Linked DNA regions of Mus musculus: region 1 is linked to region 2. Evidence: chromatin loops called from intact Hi-C (ENCODE). Cell type or tissue: left cerebral cortex. All regions are shown on one strand.

Evidence for each region. Hi-C counts contacts between places; a loop is a spot of excess contacts. Peaks named below come from ENCODE experiments on the same cell type or tissue, not always from the same donor. Only the 100,000 strongest peaks of a DNase experiment are listed, where the experiment ranks them.
Region 1: a loop joins it to region 2, with 8 times the contacts of the local background. A loop is called at or near these places in 13 of 42 quality-filtered maps.

Annotation. Positions count from the first base shown.
Region 1 is chr7:69,489,907-69,497,906 of GRCm38, forward strand. It overlaps Gm38584 (a long non-coding RNA gene), which reads right to left and starts at 1,131. Exons shown (of 3, transcript XR_882201.1): 1 at 766-1,131. It overlaps 4930402F11Rik (RIKEN cDNA 4930402F11 gene), which reads left to right and starts at 6,188. Exons shown (of 3, transcript NR_045940.1): 1 at 6,188-6,259; 2 at 6,756-6,820. In left cerebral cortex, a CTCF peak has its summit at 1,068 (motif pointing right); DNase peaks (open chromatin) are centred at 1,085 and 3,845; H3K4me3 peaks cover 352 bases.
Region 2 is chr7:71,408,089-71,416,088 of GRCm38, forward strand. No RefSeq gene overlaps it. Among named protein-coding and RNA genes, the nearest start is that of Gm36260, 32 kb to the left of the region's middle. In left cerebral cortex, a CTCF peak has its summit at 4,286 (motif pointing left); a DNase peak (open chromatin) is centred at 4,266; H3K4me3 peaks cover 353 bases.

The sequences.
Region 1 (8,000 bases), 1.9 Mb before region 2:
CATGAGTGCATGCTCAAGTTATTGTATATATGATGCACGGTTAAAATTTTAATTAAAGCAGTTAGCTACGATTCTCCATTTAGCAGCATGCAAAGTGAGTAATTATACTTGTTGAGAGAATCTAAAGAGCGTCGTGCTAGCTTTTGTGCAAGACTGGTCCATGAGCCCTGAAATAAACACCTCTGGACCACGAAGAAGTAGTCAAGGAGAAAATTCAGCAAAAATAGATGATAGATAGACAGATAGATAGATAGATAGATAGATAGATAGATAGATAGATAGATAAGTGTATGTGACTCCTAACCATTACCCTGCTTGGCAATGTAGCATTCATGAGTCATGTTTCTAATTGATATTACAAAAGATCTAATGTCCTTCTTGTGTCATGCACATGCCTGCAGATGTATTTTAGCCAACAAATTTTTAAAGCAATATGTGATCACCCTTCCATAAGATGAGAACCTTCAACCGGGAACATCTGCAGAGTGTCTAAAGGGAGTGTTTGTACAGACAGTTTTAATTTTAAAGTCCTGTTTAAAAGAAAACTGTGTTGGATACTTTAGGATTACATTGATCATGCAAAAATGATTGTGGTCATGGGATGTATTCATTCCTAGCGTGGAAGGATGCATTTAGTTTATGGAGAAACTAAAATATTTTTTGCGAAGTGGAAGGAAGAAAAAGACAAAAAGTAAAAGTCCCTCAGCGTAGAGCAAAGTGGGAGAAAGAATAGTCCTCCTGATGCTCAGCGCACTGGTGACTCACCTTCCTCAGTGAATTTGCCCGAGAATTTTCCTCGGCTCCATTTTCTCAGCCAAGTTTGCGGGTTTCTGATCCTCCATCATCACGACCCTCCACTATGAGAGAGCACCTGGAGAGTGTCATTGATCACTACATTTAAACTAGCACGTTTCGCCAATAAATAATTGTTTCTTGATTAATAACTAGAATTGGGTTCATACTTTTTATTTTCTTCATATAAAATCAGTGAACCTCATAATCTGCCCAGATCCCCACATTAACCTGAAAAGGGCTTACGAAGTCTCAGTTCAGTTATGGCCCTTTCTGATTTCGGCCACTAGGAGGCACTGCAGCCTGCTTTATGAGGGACCTGGGCTCTGGTGAAGTGAGTGTTGCACACAGCCATGGCTCCAGTGTCATTCCCTATTTAATGGCTGTCAGTGAGGGGGAAAGACAACGTGGCGGGTAATTAAAACCAAATTGCAGGCAGGAGATGACTGCACAAGAATGATATTGTCATTAATACTGATTTAACATGCACCTGGGTAAGGTGAGGGAGCGCGGCAAGGGAATTCACACTGAAGCCAGGGTTGCCTGATTTAAAGATGTAGTGTTTCCAGCTGAAGCATGTTTAAAAACTGAATAAAACCATCATATTATGACAGTAGAAATAAAACAGAAACAAATGTTCTACATATGTCTGAGAAAAGGGGGGAAAAAATCTCCATTTCTTCTAGCCCTGTGGACCAAGCATGTTTCTTGTCATCTGAAGTTCAAAAGTATTTTTGCTGACCGGTTTTCTATCATCATTGGCTCCTCCTGTGTGGGTTTTTTATCTATCCGTGGAGTTTTGTTTGCACTGTGGAAAAGGGACATTGAAGCAAACATTGCTGATTTGAACATACACACACACCGAGAGAGAGAGAGAGAGAGAGAGAGAGAGAGAGAGAGAGAGAGAGAGACAGAGACAGAGACAGAGACAGAGACAGAGACAGAGACAGAGACAGAGAGACAGACAGACAGAGAGAGGGAGAGAGAGAGAGAGAGAGAGAGAGAGAGAGATGTTCTGAGAAAGGTGATCAGTCCTGTGCACATTTTAGGAGATTTACATGGCATGTTCATGTGTTTTCCACTCATAATGAAAACTCTATTGCCATTGAGGTTTATAATGGAATCATCAATAAATAAATAAATTCAATTTTGCTTATAAGATACAGGGCTTTTGCCTTTCTGAGTTAAAAATCTCAAACACAGAACAGGCTAAGTTAAATTCCAATATCCTTAAAATTATTTGCCTTTGGAGTTTAAACCGATACCTACAAATCTTAGAAAACAGTTTCAATTAAGCATTCTGCTTAATTTAAGACAAGTGAGCGATCGGCCGTCGTAGGAAGTGTGCTCTTGACCAGTTTATTTCCGTGGCGAGGCTCAGGTGAAAATATACAACTGTCCCTTCAGCAGAAGAAAAGGCCTGGTTGTTCAGACCATGCACAAATTAAAACATCTTATTAAAGGGTTATGAGGCATTTCAGGGAGAGAGTGCACCAAAGTTAAACTTGTTTATGGAAGGGGATAAATGGTTATAATTTAGCCTGTGCCTGGAAGGTCTGTGCTGACTGATAAATCTCCTTCCGGTTTCACCTTAAATGAAACGTGTGCATTATAGAAGTGGTTATCCTTCTGCCCGGTGCCAAAAGAGATGAATCATTAGGGATGTCACAGAGATTTATAATCACACCATAAAGAAAGTAAATTCAAAGAGCATTCCTTCGGCAATAAAGAACATATTATAGACAGAGAGCTCACTGGACAAGGTCAGATAGGGAAAACGATCAAATGGTGGAGCTGCTGAATGTAGACAATCAGACTTGTTTTAATACCCTAATCATGATATTTTTCCCACAGTGCTTTGCTATTAACACTTTTAATGGGTTTCACATTGGCAGACCTTTTCTTTCTATATTTATTTGTTGGTTTGCTGTTTCATTCCTTCATTCCGAGCCATGGTAATTAGACAGCAGAGTTAGTAATCATGCAAAGAGAAAGAAAGCCTCATAATACTGCAAAAAAAATTTTTTTAAATGTGTAAATAAAAAAAAAAAAAAAAAAAAACCAAGGTAAGTGGGAACAGTCGTCCTTTTAAAGGAGTGTCTCTATACAATTGCAAGATTGGATCTGCCGGTGGTGGCTGGTTTTTAAGAGGATAAAGTAAAAGATGCTGCCCAAAAGAAACTTTATTTCACTTGCCCTTTAGAAAATGTCAAAGAAATTCTCCAATAAGGAGACTTTCTGAAACCGGGACTCTTGCTGGATGGTGACCCAGCTCAGGCCAGGCACTCTCTGACACCTCACCTCCAGGCAGGAGAAGAAACTGCCCTTTGGATGCCAGATGGAAATTCGTTTTCAAAATCTGTCCCCACATCTGAACTGCAAACCTCTGCACCGCCTCTCTCCACGCGAGTCTGAATTATCTGGGATCAGTAGCTTTTATGAGAGGAGGGGAAAAGGCCTGCCTGGTCTCGGAGGAGAAATTCGGAGACAAGGAGTATCCTTCCATTTCAGCCAATAGAGAGAGAGCAGAGCATTGAAAGCCCTGTTGTTAAGGAGACTTGCTGACATGAGTAAGAGGGAGAATTATTTGAAGGGAAGGGGCTGCTTTGTGATAATGAATACTGACTTAGGGACGGCTCTGGCCGGCAGGTCCTCATGTTCTACGTGGTCGGCACCAGGGCACATGTGTTGGGGACGTGCAGGGTAACTACGGCTTGCCTGCCGATTTTCACCCCATTTACTTTGCGATGGATCCTGGCATTCACCGTCTTCTGAATGGTTTTCCCAGGTTGCCGGTGTAACAAATATAATTTTTCAGCAAGATGGCTGCTGCCACAAGCGGGCTCAGAAATGTCCATTTTAATTAAACATTTTACTTTCAATTATGTTTCACAGTTTGCACATGGTGACACGGGCTTTCATCGCATGGACTTGCAGGCAGCTATATTACTACTGTTTGCCTAGGCAGGGAAAGTTCTGTTAGGGGGAAATGACTCACATATGAAGAAAAAAAAAAACAGATTTTCTTTAACTTGAGCTGGGTGAGGCTAATTTTAAAAGGGAGGTGGAAGAGGCAGAGAAGGAGGAGGAGGGAGAGAAGGAGGAGGAGGAAAAAGAAAAGAATGGTAGTCCTATGTTTAGACTTCTGACCAGACTCAGGTGCTCACTGCCAGAATTCCTCACAGTCCTAAGGCAAAAGTAGTCATTCTATGGTTACCCAGTGGGTCCCTAACAGTTGTCAGCAAGGAATTTGCCATCAAAATCTGTGAACGCTGTCCTGCCAAAGTCAAAAATATATTTTTCACTAAAACCAATCTCATAAATATACGTGTCCTCCTGTGTAAATCAGACAGACTTGACCCTTGTATCCCAGCTTCCAGATTAAGGCCCCCATTCAAGTGGAAGAACATTTTCTCCTAAAATGATCCATAAACACATATTTCAAGAAAACTTTTGAGATGTTTCCAGGCTAGGAAAATAATCTGGAGTGCGAGAAGACCGGAAGCTCATTCTCCGCTTGCTATGAAGCACAAACTGGAACGATTTCCAGTTTGGGAAGTGTTTGTGGCTCCATGGTGCTCAGTTTTTAATTTACAAAGAAACTTGCAGAAAGGTTGTGCCCAGAGCATCAGTTTTGTCTTTCCTCTTTTCTTTTCTTTTCTTTTCTTTTCTTTTCTTTTCTTTTCTTTTCTTTTCTTTTCTCTTCTCTTCTCTTCTCTTCTCTCCTCTCCTCTTCTCTTTTCTTCTTCTCCTCTTCTCTTCTTTTCTTTTCTTTCTTTTTCTTTTCCCAAAAAGTGTGTCTGAGAGGGTATTCGTGAAGAGGAATTAATCTATAAATACCAAATAATGACATTTAAAATTAAATATTTTGGGCAATCATTGACCCCAAGCAGAAATTGCCTTATGCCAATGTTCTTCAGGCTGGGGTCCCTACAAGTAACTTCTATGTCAACATAATGGCATAAGTAAGTATGGCAGAGACCTCTGTCCTGGTAAGGGGAAGTTTAACTGGGTCTTTCAGCTCCACTATTTAACACTGCCTTTGGTTTTCCTCAGGAATTTTGCCATGACTATCACATGTATCTGTCCCCCTCCCCAGCCCCCCTCCCTCCTTCTCCCTTCTCTTTATCTTCCCCTTCCATATTTTCTTCATAAGAGAAAAAGTTATATGTTACATGTACTTCTTAGAGGAACATTTTAAGGCAATATCGTCAAAGAATTTAGGTTTCTAAATTTAGATCAGCAGGAAATGAATTTACCAGTGCCACCAGTGAATGAGGCTGGGGTTAAGATTCACACCTGGCCTTTGCCCTAGAATGGGTTTTTAAATTTACATTCACAAAACAGCAACAAAAAAATAATTGCTCTCTCTCTCTCTCTCTCTCTCTCTCTCTCTCTCTCTCTCTCTCTCTCTGTGTGTGTGTGTGTGTGTGTGTGTGTGTGTGTTACTGTCTCTAACAGTCATTTTCAGAACCAGCATGTAAGACAATGGATACTGTTTCCTAGATGAAAGGGCTGGAGTCCTCAGGTGAACTCTCACTCTGGGGCTGCCCAGCTACAGATAAAGCTCAGGCTGAGCCAGGACTTCTTACACCTCCCACCTCCCACAGAGTTCTATGTGGAATGAAGAAATGGGTGATGCCCTTCATTTACAAAGTGAAGAGTGCTCCTGCACTAATTCCAGGGGGGCAAAGACTTACAACTTCAGCTAAATAAAAAACTACCAATAAAAAATAAAAAATAAAAAAAGCACACGTGGCCCACCCAGTGAGAGCATCCTACTGATCTCCTAGGGAAAACAGGAAACCAGGATAGCCATTTAGCATTGTATGCAGACACCTATAGGTGCATCTATTTAGAAGGAAGAAATGCTTTTGGAAATGATTACCCAGTTTTGAAATTAACCTGTCCGTCAAAAGATAGACTTCTGGTAACCTAATAAATAGATTTTATTCCTTATTATTATCATTAGTAATGTCTTTGTTGTTGTTGTTGTAGCTGAGAGATAGGCTCTGGTAACAGAAATCTAGGATCTGAGCTCTTTTCCATCATTTAGCCGGAGTGAACCCGTGCAAAGAAGTTGCTTCTTTAGGCTATCTTTTGTCTTCTATAATATTCTGATTGCAATGTGTCTATGGAGGTATGTCGTGTCTGCTCTCGACCAGCAAGAACGACACGACACAGTCGGATTCTTCTCAACAGCCTTTATTGCAGGAATGCCTTGATGCTTCTACGGGGACCCCAGGCACCCAGGGAGCCCTGCTTATATGCACCCCAGCACAGGAGAAAGCTCCGTGGCCCCCTGGGATTGGTCAGTAGCACGGCACCCAACTTGCATGCACCCACTCGGGAGGGGTTGGCACCAAATTCTAATTGACGCCTGCGCAGTGGTGTTGTTTATGACAGCGGCAACCAGAAACCGGCGCCATCTTGGAGTTGGCTTCCCACAGAGGTATAGGATGATTAAGTAAGTGAACTCATGGAAAGTACTACACCTAGGCCTTAGCCAGCAGTCTACACTCCATAAAGGACACCCAATTGTTATTCCTATGCAGAAGCAAAGCAGCGTCATAGCTGCTCAGAAGAGCATGCAGGTAGTGTAGACCTGCTGATTTATGAGCCAACAATTACGAAACTAGAGTACACACCAAGTCCAGAGTTTGACATGAGAAAGCTTTCAACTGAAAATTTAGAATTAATTAAATACTGTTCTTGATCTTGCCTTAGACTGCTAATGTTACAATCCAGGATAAGGACTGCAATCAATATCCAATTTACATCTATATAGCTTTGTAAAAGCATGATAGGAAGCCCTTCCCCAAAAGGTTTTCTAGTTTGCCAGTTATTGTGACGAGTGATGCTATAAATAATTGTAGTCATGCCATTGAAATGAGACTCCAGGAACTAAATTTCTATGTGATCTGGTTGGTTTATATTTAACTTTTAACGAATTTCCCAAACAGGTTCCAGCCATTGCTATGGCACTCTACATTTGTGTGATAGAGCCATGAGTGTTCTACTTATGATGGTAAGGACTTTGCCATGGGTTCTTGGACCTCTGGAGAAGCATTTATTGCTATGCTACTATTAGATTTTCTTTCATTACTGAGTTGAAAGGAATCTTTATATACTTTTGAACAAAATTTTAAAAGTTATACATATAAGTTTAAATCATTTGATGATAAGATACAGATATACCCCCTTTGTGTCTCTTCATTGTCTTTTCTGAAGTAAAAAAAAAAAATCTGAATTTCAGTGCAGACCAACTTAAAGTAGTTTATGTGTTAGCAACATGTGCAATTCAACAAAACCTTTTTTTTTTTTTTCAATGCTTGTCTTATGCCCTATTGTCCATTTCGAGCTGGGTATGGTGAGGTAAAATTTACCGTCTGCATTCAGCAATTACTTGTCTTACCATCATCTATTTAAAAGGCAATCTTTTTTGTTATTGAAATACCTTGACATTTTGCTGAAAAGACTATCAATTGACCTTAGATGTAAATATTTGTTTAGAGAACATCCCATCTGTTATATTCATCTATATCCTTATGCTTGATCACCCTTATTGATTAATCTGGATTTATAACAAAATTTTTCAAGGTTATCTGAATCCTAGAGTGCAGAAATAGATTCCCTACCTTAATCCCAGGGACTAGAACTGTGATGAAATTTTACTCTTTTGCTATGTAACTTGGCAATAGTGGTACTGGATGTGCAATTAAGACAATTAATCTGTTGGTATGATCACAAAGCAACCTTTCCAAATCATATGACTCTAATCCACTCTCATGCATGCATCAAGACTTGAGTATCTTTGATTCACAGTAGGGCATGTCCTGAAATGTTTCCTGGGTGAGAAAGATATGCCCCACTGTTGCTTCTGCAAGATAGTGGGCAGTCTTGTGCCAGGAACTGAGGAAGAGTCACCAAGCAGAGTATACAACCTTCTATTGGCAGGATACTCAATAGCTGGGACATCATTCCTCCTGCCAGAGAGAGGTCCCCCAAGGGCAGGAGTAAGCACTGAAGGGAACCCCAGAAAAATGAGAACCAAGCTACTGGCATCTCAATTGCTAAGCCCAGAAACCAACCTTGAAGGCTTGGACTTTTTCTATAAAACACCCAAATGATAAACACATTTTGTTTTTAGAACTGGTAAGTTTGTGGCAATTTGTTTTGTGACAAAAGTAAGTTGGAAATTAATTCGG
Region 2 (8,000 bases):
CTGTTGTGTTCTCTAGGGAAGATTCCAGAATAAGATGGACATTGGAGATTCTTTCAGGGCCAGGAAAGTCGGGTGCTCTGATGTCTTGGGAATGGATGTTTGGGCTCTTCCTAAAGATGCTTCCTTTTCTTGTTTTCTTAAAATTTTATTTATAATAAAAAAAAACAAGCAAACAAACAAAAAAACCATGATGTTGCCTTACAGACAAATTGGGAATCAAGTATATAGAAGCCACAGAAAGCTATGCTTTCTCGGAATCTGTCTCTGTCTCTCAGTCTATCTGCCTCTCTGCCTGTTTCTCTGTCTATCTCCGTTTCTCTGCGCATCTCTGTCTTTCATTGTCTCTGTTTCTTTTTGTTGCTGTCCCTCTGCCTCTCTCAAGTGTGCCCGTGCTCCCACGATTGTGTCTGTGTGCGTGCTGGTGCATTGACCCACGCATGTGCCCATGAAAACCAGAGGCGGTCCTGGGGTATTTCTCCTGCTCATACTTCACATTAATTTAGAGACCATGTTTCTCTCTCTGTGAACCTGGTGCCCACAGACTTAGCTACGCTGGTTGGCCATCCAGCCCTGCCCCAAGGATCTGCCTGACCCTGGCTTCCAGCTCTGGCATTAGAGACACCAACTACTACCCTTGGTTTCCCATGTCCAGGCTTGGGCTCAGAATTCAGGTCCTCACTCGTGCACAGCAAGCGCTCTTGCTGCTGAGCCACATCCTCAGCCCTTGAGGTTTTGGTTTTCTTTTTCGTTTTGTTTTTTGTTTTTTTGTTTTTTGTTTTTTGTTTTTTGTTTTTTGTTTTTTGTTTTTATCCTCACCTGTGATTAGATAGACCCTTTCGTTTTCAGTTTGGGAACATTGAGATAATTGAGATGAAGCCCTCTAAATGTTTGGATGCATTCTTAAGAAGGCTAAAAGGGACACAAATTAAAGACAGTTACGCATCTGATTCAAACGGCTCACCCTTTACTCCACTCCAGTATTCCAGGAACCCCTATCCCCACCCCTATCCCCACCCCTATTCCCACCCCCTATCCCCACCCCCTATCCCCACCCCCGCTCCTCAAAAATGCCCAGAGAAAGAATGAAAGATATTTTATTTTCTCTCGCTGATGCTGGCAGGGCTTCACTCCTACACGTCTGAGTTGTTTTCATCTTGCCAATTACTTTGCTATTTGTGAATGTGGCTACATAGCTCACATCAAGAGCCGTGATAACTCATGTTAATTATTCAGTTTGTGTATTAATGTTTGACAAGAGGAAGAAGAACTTTTTCTTCTTTGATTCTGGTTATAAAATGAGGAAACACCAAACAAAGCAGAAAGTGGGCTTGTGTGAGGAGGGAGTTTGCAGACTGTAGCGTTCATGCCTTTAAAACATCGGGAGAAAATTGCTTATAGAGCATTTGCCTTTAAAGATGTCTGTTAGACACTCATCTGAGTCAGCTTGGGTATGTCCTGACCCTCTGGTCTGAGCTGTGTTTCTTACTCTACAGGGGGATCAGCAGAGTTCTCACCATAGGATGGGAATCCCCTTTAGTCTTGATGCCTGCGTTCTTCCATTTTATTTAAGATAAAATTCTACCAAATTAGAAGTTCTGGTGGCCACTTAGCATCCCCATAGAGAGCATGTAATGTAAATTAAAGTTGGGGGAAAACATGCAGAACATTCTGGAAGTTCAGAGCGATTAAACGGCATGGAACAAGATATATACTGATCTCTAATGGAATGACCTGGGCTGCAGAAAGAAACAGCTAGCTTGGCTCAGAAATCCAGGGTGGGAAAACAAATTGCTTAGATTTGATTCAATATCTAGGAACCTTTGAAGTGGTTCTGGAGCAACAAGTAAATCACTTCGTTTCATGCCTCGGAAGGTAGATCCTTCTCTTCAGTGCTGAGCGGGAGATGTGGGGAGGAAGGAAACCATTCAAGTGCGTTATCTGCAGGGCAGAAGTTGTCACAAAACTCTGAAAAACTCTGAACTCCTTTGCAAGCAGTTCACACTAAATGGGAGGCTTGGGACAGCCTGTCCCGCTCGCCAAGGACCTGCAGATGGGTCTAGGCAGAGGGCCACTTCTCAATGAGGAGTGTTAAGAAATCCGGGTCAGGTATGGGCACAATTTTGACATCTTGTTGAAATCGGTGTCTCCTTTTGCCTGCGATGCTAAGTCTCTACTCTGGGGTCTGACCCATGGCTCTGCAGTACAGTTTGTTTATCACATACAGGTCCTTAAGTTGGAGCAACTCAGGAAGCGAGGGATTGGAAAGGAATGGAAGGGCAAGGGAAAAAGGCAAAAGCAGAAAGGGGCAGGGGCAGGGGCAGGGGCAGGGGCAGACAGCCCTCTACTGCTCTACTAGGTATAAAATGTGACTCAGTTTCTTCAATCTGGTGACTAAGCACTTAATACCCATGTAAGCTTTACCTCTCATGGATTTGTGCCAGAATTCAGAATATAGCATTGTGGTATCTGCGCAAACACAACTAGAAGAGTAGCAAGAAAATCAGCCAGGTAAAGTGCTGTCTGTCCTTCAGTCTCCTGGTCCAAAAATACCCAGATTACCCCCATACTGAGACATAGATCCCTGTGATAACATCAGATCACAATGTTAGCTCTTGAGTTTGTTTCAACACTGCCTCTGTCTCTTAAGTTTGGGGATTCTATGTGCTACTATGCCTGGCCCATACTATTATGTATTTTTAATGGGATTCTTTTCACTTCCATTTCCAGGATGAACAACTGTGATAAAGTAGTGGAATACCAAAAATAAAACTTTGCCCGAAATGATTTCAGCTCTTTCAGCCTGGTCCTCTTAAAAAACAACATACAACAACAATCGACAGATTAAATACGTAAGATCACCTGAGAATCATGATTTTCCCCCCTCTGTGGTTTATTCAGAAGTCAATTTGAAAATTATGAGAATGTATAATAACAGAAAGGTTGAAGGAAAATGCTCCTAAGTTAGTTCCTGTGTTTGATTTACTTAGAAGGGACACTAACCCCCGTAGAAAGGTGGTATCAGCTACTCCCTGAATGTCAGCTGCAGGCTTGCTTTCTACAGAGTTGCCCATGAGGGACAAATGAGGGAACGAAAGCAGATAAGTTCCAGAAACAGTCTGTTGGGTTTTTGTTTGTTTGTTTGCTTGTTTCTCAAAAAAAAAAAAAAAAAAAAAAAAAAAAAAAAGAGTGACTTTCGCTTCACTTAGTGGCTTTAAGAGCCGGGTGCACAGACTAAGGTTACAAAGTAGCCTTGGCGTCCCTTACATTGTTCTTTACAGGCTCTTGACACAGGCTCTGTGACTAACAGAAAGAGGCGGATCTTGAAGCAGATTGATCTAGAAACAAGGGTCCCCGAGAGCAGTTTCACTAGCGACTTGGGAGTCTAGAATGAGCCCCCAGGCTCCTCCGCCTTCCTCATGCCAGAGCTGCGGAGCCAGGAGCCAGGCTTTCCACCTCAAGCATCAAGGGCTATTGTAACAGCAATGTGCTAAAGCGCCACAATGGAGGATTAGGATAGAGACCGGAGGACTGACCTCTACTAAAAATAAAATTTGGCTCCCCTTGGGAATTCCTTCATGGATTGTGCAACCATGTACAGAATGCTTCAGGGACCGGCATATTTTCTGCCTCCCCCAACCCCCCAACCCCCCTTCACCAACAGACTTGGTGTACTCTGCCGTCCACACTGAAGACCACAGCTGTTTTGTTTGGACAGGCTGGTCTCAAAGTTTGAGCTTGCACACAAAAGGCTTATCACCGACACCAGCCTTTCTCTGACAGCTGTTTTCTTTCCCAGCCCCAGGGCTTTGGTTAAAGGAAGAAAAAAAAGGGGGGGGGGTTGCTGAAGAGAGAAACCGGGTTATCAGTAAACTCCAGTAGATACCTGCCTTCGAGACCTGAGGGAGACTCTCACACACTTTAATGCCACGCCGAACAACTAGTTTGATAAACTATTCATTCTCTCCTTAAAAGATGGTGTGGAAGCTGAGCCCAAATTACTTCCTATTAAAAAAAAAAAAAAAAAAAAAAAAAAGGCGAGGTACATTACAAGGGCTGCTATGCACGGAAAAGCGTGCCTGTGATCATGAGTTTGTGAGGTGTATCGTATCCCAGTAGCATGAGGCTGGCTGGAGGGAATCAGCTCCAGGTATGTGCGTGCTGCATCTAGGAGAACTGATAAAATCAGGGTCCTGTCAGCTGTGTAAATTGAGAGGAAGAGCCAACTTCAGCGGCTTCCTTCGGGAAGGTTGGTTTTGTGCTGGCGAACTGCTCCCCCTGGTGGATCCGCAGCTGCCATGTTCACAGAACCGTTCTGCAGGGACCAAAGGCGGTTAGAGGCAAACCCTCTGGAGGAAAGTTAACTTCAGGGCGCCCTCATCAATTCCAGCAGAATCCCTCCTGTGTATCATTGAGACTCTCTTATCTTCCCACCTTGTCACGTCCTGTGTCTGTTCTTCTTACCAGGGTCTTGTTGATTTGACGGGCATGAAAAAAAATCTCTTTTTGGTTCTCTATTTTATTTTATTTCCCTTTAAAAGTAAATCTAGATATATACAAGAAGGAAATTACCCACAGAGGGAACATTTTATTGTGACACCACTGTTTTCCATACACCCTATCCACTGTTGGGCATCTCGTTCATTCATACCTAGGCTCCTTGTTGTACTTATATGTTCTATAAGTTATATGAATTCCTGAAGACCAACTTGTTCCCATTAGTATACATTTCAGTGCTGATGTAAATAATTGATGTTGTTGTTTTTACTAAGAATGTTTTCTGTGTGCCCTGCTATGCAAGGATAGGAGGTGATGTTAACTGGGCATGGACAATTGTCTAGATCAAGTCTCTCACTTTTGAACATTCTGTAAAGTCAAACTGCAGCCTCTTTTCGAACACTTTATAAGCCAAATAAGGAGGGATTTTAAATATTTATTTAACAAGACATATTTTAAATAACCTACATATGTAAATAGAACGTTCTTAGCCTGTACATTATTGCCAGGTCGATTCTCATGTTCTGATATATAATTAATTACAGGCTTATTCCTCTGTAAACCAAAGCAGGAAATAATTCAGAGATGCCAGGTCACCAATGCCAACGAAATTGTAATACCTTCTTTTCAGCAGAATCGGCAAAAGAAATGTTGAGACAGTAATATCTGAGGTGTTCCAGGGAAAGTCTGTCTAGACGGTTGCTTGTTATCCTCATTTTGTCGCTCTCTCCTGATGCCCTCTGAGTCCTGAGACCTTCTCTCTCTGCTACCTAGGTGAGCTTGGAATAAGCACCTTCTAAGTTGAAAGCGAACTACCACATGGGTTCTGCGGATTGAACTCAGTTCACTGGGATTTTTCAGCAAGCTCCTCTTCTCCACTCAACCATCTTGCCAGCCCTTACACTTAATTTTTGATTGTATAAAATAAGTGTATTGTTATTTAAGTCCATGGTGTCACAAGTGTGTCCATAAAGCCAAAAACCTACATAAAATATTAAACTCAAACTCTGTGGAGTATCTTACCAGCTCAACCTCAGTGGGTTAATATTAACTTCATAGGAAAATGAAGGAAAGGCGAAACTATGTTAGTCTGTAGCTAACAATACAAATGAAAAACACTTAGGAATAATTCGTTCATGTCACGAGGACACACCAACCCACTGAGTGACAAACCTCCATTAGCAGCCCTGATCACACTTTCCCACACTCAGCACTTAATGCTCAGTGGACACTTTTGCTGTACTATATCAATAGATACTTTAAAAAATTGGGCATATAAACTAAGGGGAAAAAACAAAGCTGTTTGGTAGTTTGAAATGATGACATTGGGTTCAAAAATCTATGCCTGCATTGATATTATATCTCAGTGGTTAACATATATTGTCTATAGATAAGGGAATGGGGCTTGTGGAATATGAATCGCAACAGCTTCTTAAGTGAGTGCCCTGGAATTACCAGAAGAGGGAAATTAAAGGTTAAAAATGGCTGTTCCCGTTCTTTCTTCAGCGAGGCCTGTGAGGTGAAGGTTGTGATTAGAACTTCAGTGCTAATCAAGGAGGCCTCAAGGAATTCCAGTTGGGGATTTGAGGTGGAACTCTCTATTTGCCATAACTGAGATGTTAGGTTGGGCTTTTCTAATGATATATTGATTAAGTTGACATATACAGATGAGTAAAGAAAATTAACTTTCTGCAGAAAACAAATGGGACAAAGCTGGTGACAGTGGTCCATGCCTGTGATTCCTGAAATTCTCGGTGGATCAGCACCCCGAGAATAGCCTGGGGTTCTGAGAGAATGAAGCACTGCTTCAACAGAAGAAGAATAAACTGTGACAAAAAGATGCTTGGAATACACAAATATCAGTGTGATTTATAGCTCTGACTGTGTCAGTGTTCTTGTTAACAGTTCTGTTGAGGGTGCGGGAGAATTTTTTTTCTTTTCTGTTTCTTATTCTGTGTACAGCCACCATGCTGAGAATTTATATGAAACACACATAAGAAGCTGTTGAAATGTGGAGAGGAGACATCAGACTGACCTCGAATTTCAGGGCACAAGGAGAGCAAGAAAGAGCCTGAGTTTCGCCTTTCCTTCATTTTCCTATAAGAACTATATCTCAAAGAGCCAAGGAATCTGGAGTCTCGATGGGCATAGACGTGATTGTCTCTCATGATTGTTTCCCCTCTCTTCTCTTGCCCTCCTCTCTCCCTTCTCTCTGTTAGATGTCAAAGAACCAGGAAGCCAAGAAAGAAAGAAAAATAAATAGCTGCTTAACTAAGCCAAGCACATGAAACTAACTTGAGGAGGAGACCCCAGGAGTTAATGTGGGGATCAGAAGCATTCAGTTCTGCAAGACAGACAAGAGCCCCACCGTGGGCTTCTGGAAGAATACACATTTGGAGCCAGGCAGGCACATCTGGCCCTCCCACACAGGGAAGCACTGTTGCAGATTTATCCCAGTTCAACTGCAGCAAGTGGCATCCTCTCTTCCTTCTCTCCCATCTGTCAATTGGAAGCAATAGAGGGGCCTGGGCGTCTTCTATCCCAACTCTTATTCCCTTTCCTCAACTAGAGTGGTCTCAGAGGAAGACAGTTAAAAAAGAAAGTTTAAGAACTCCATAGCGTCTCAATGTCCGTATTTCAATGCCCCCTTCTCCTCCTCCTCCTCCTCCTCCTCCTCCTCCTCCTCCTCCTCCTCCTCCTCCTCCCCCTCATCTTGTCATGTCTAGAGCAAGAATGAAACCAACCTGCAAGAAACAAAGCAACAAACAACACAGGACACAATCTATGACATAAATGTTAAAATTATCTGACCAAGATTTTAAAGCAACTATTGTGGGAATGATTCATTAAGCAATGTAAACAACCTTGAAACTAATAGATATAAGGAGCATGGAGAGAAAGAAGGAAGGAAGGCCTCCATGAAGAAATAGGAAAAACAGAAAAGTTCTGTCCTTCAAAAATCATAGATACAATCATAAGCCAGTTAGAAAATGCTTGAACTGAAAAAAAAAATGCAACTATCAGCATGAAAAGGCAGTGTTCCGGCAGGCTCTGGGGCAGAATGGAAGAGACAGATGCGAAATACAGGTGAACTGGAAGCCATGAAGATTGCTGATGTTTAAAAGCAAGGATACGGTCTTCAAAAAGTAGTCTGAAAAAAGGAAGGATACAATCCTGAAATACAAAAGACCTATCATTTGCATTATCAAAGTCCTCTGGGGAAAGAAGGTAAGGACTTGAGAAGTTTCCCTAATAAGTCATGGATGGGTGGACTTCTCTAAACTTAGAAAATTTATATATGTAAATTATATATATATATGTGTGTATATATAATTATATCATATATAATCATATATATCTTATTTATAAAAAATTGTAAAATAGAGTTTTAACCAGATAAAGTCAAAGAAATACACACCAAAACACATCACAGCTCAAATTTTGAGAGCTGAAACACAAATACACACATACCAATAACGACAGCGGAAGACACGTGTGTCCATCTA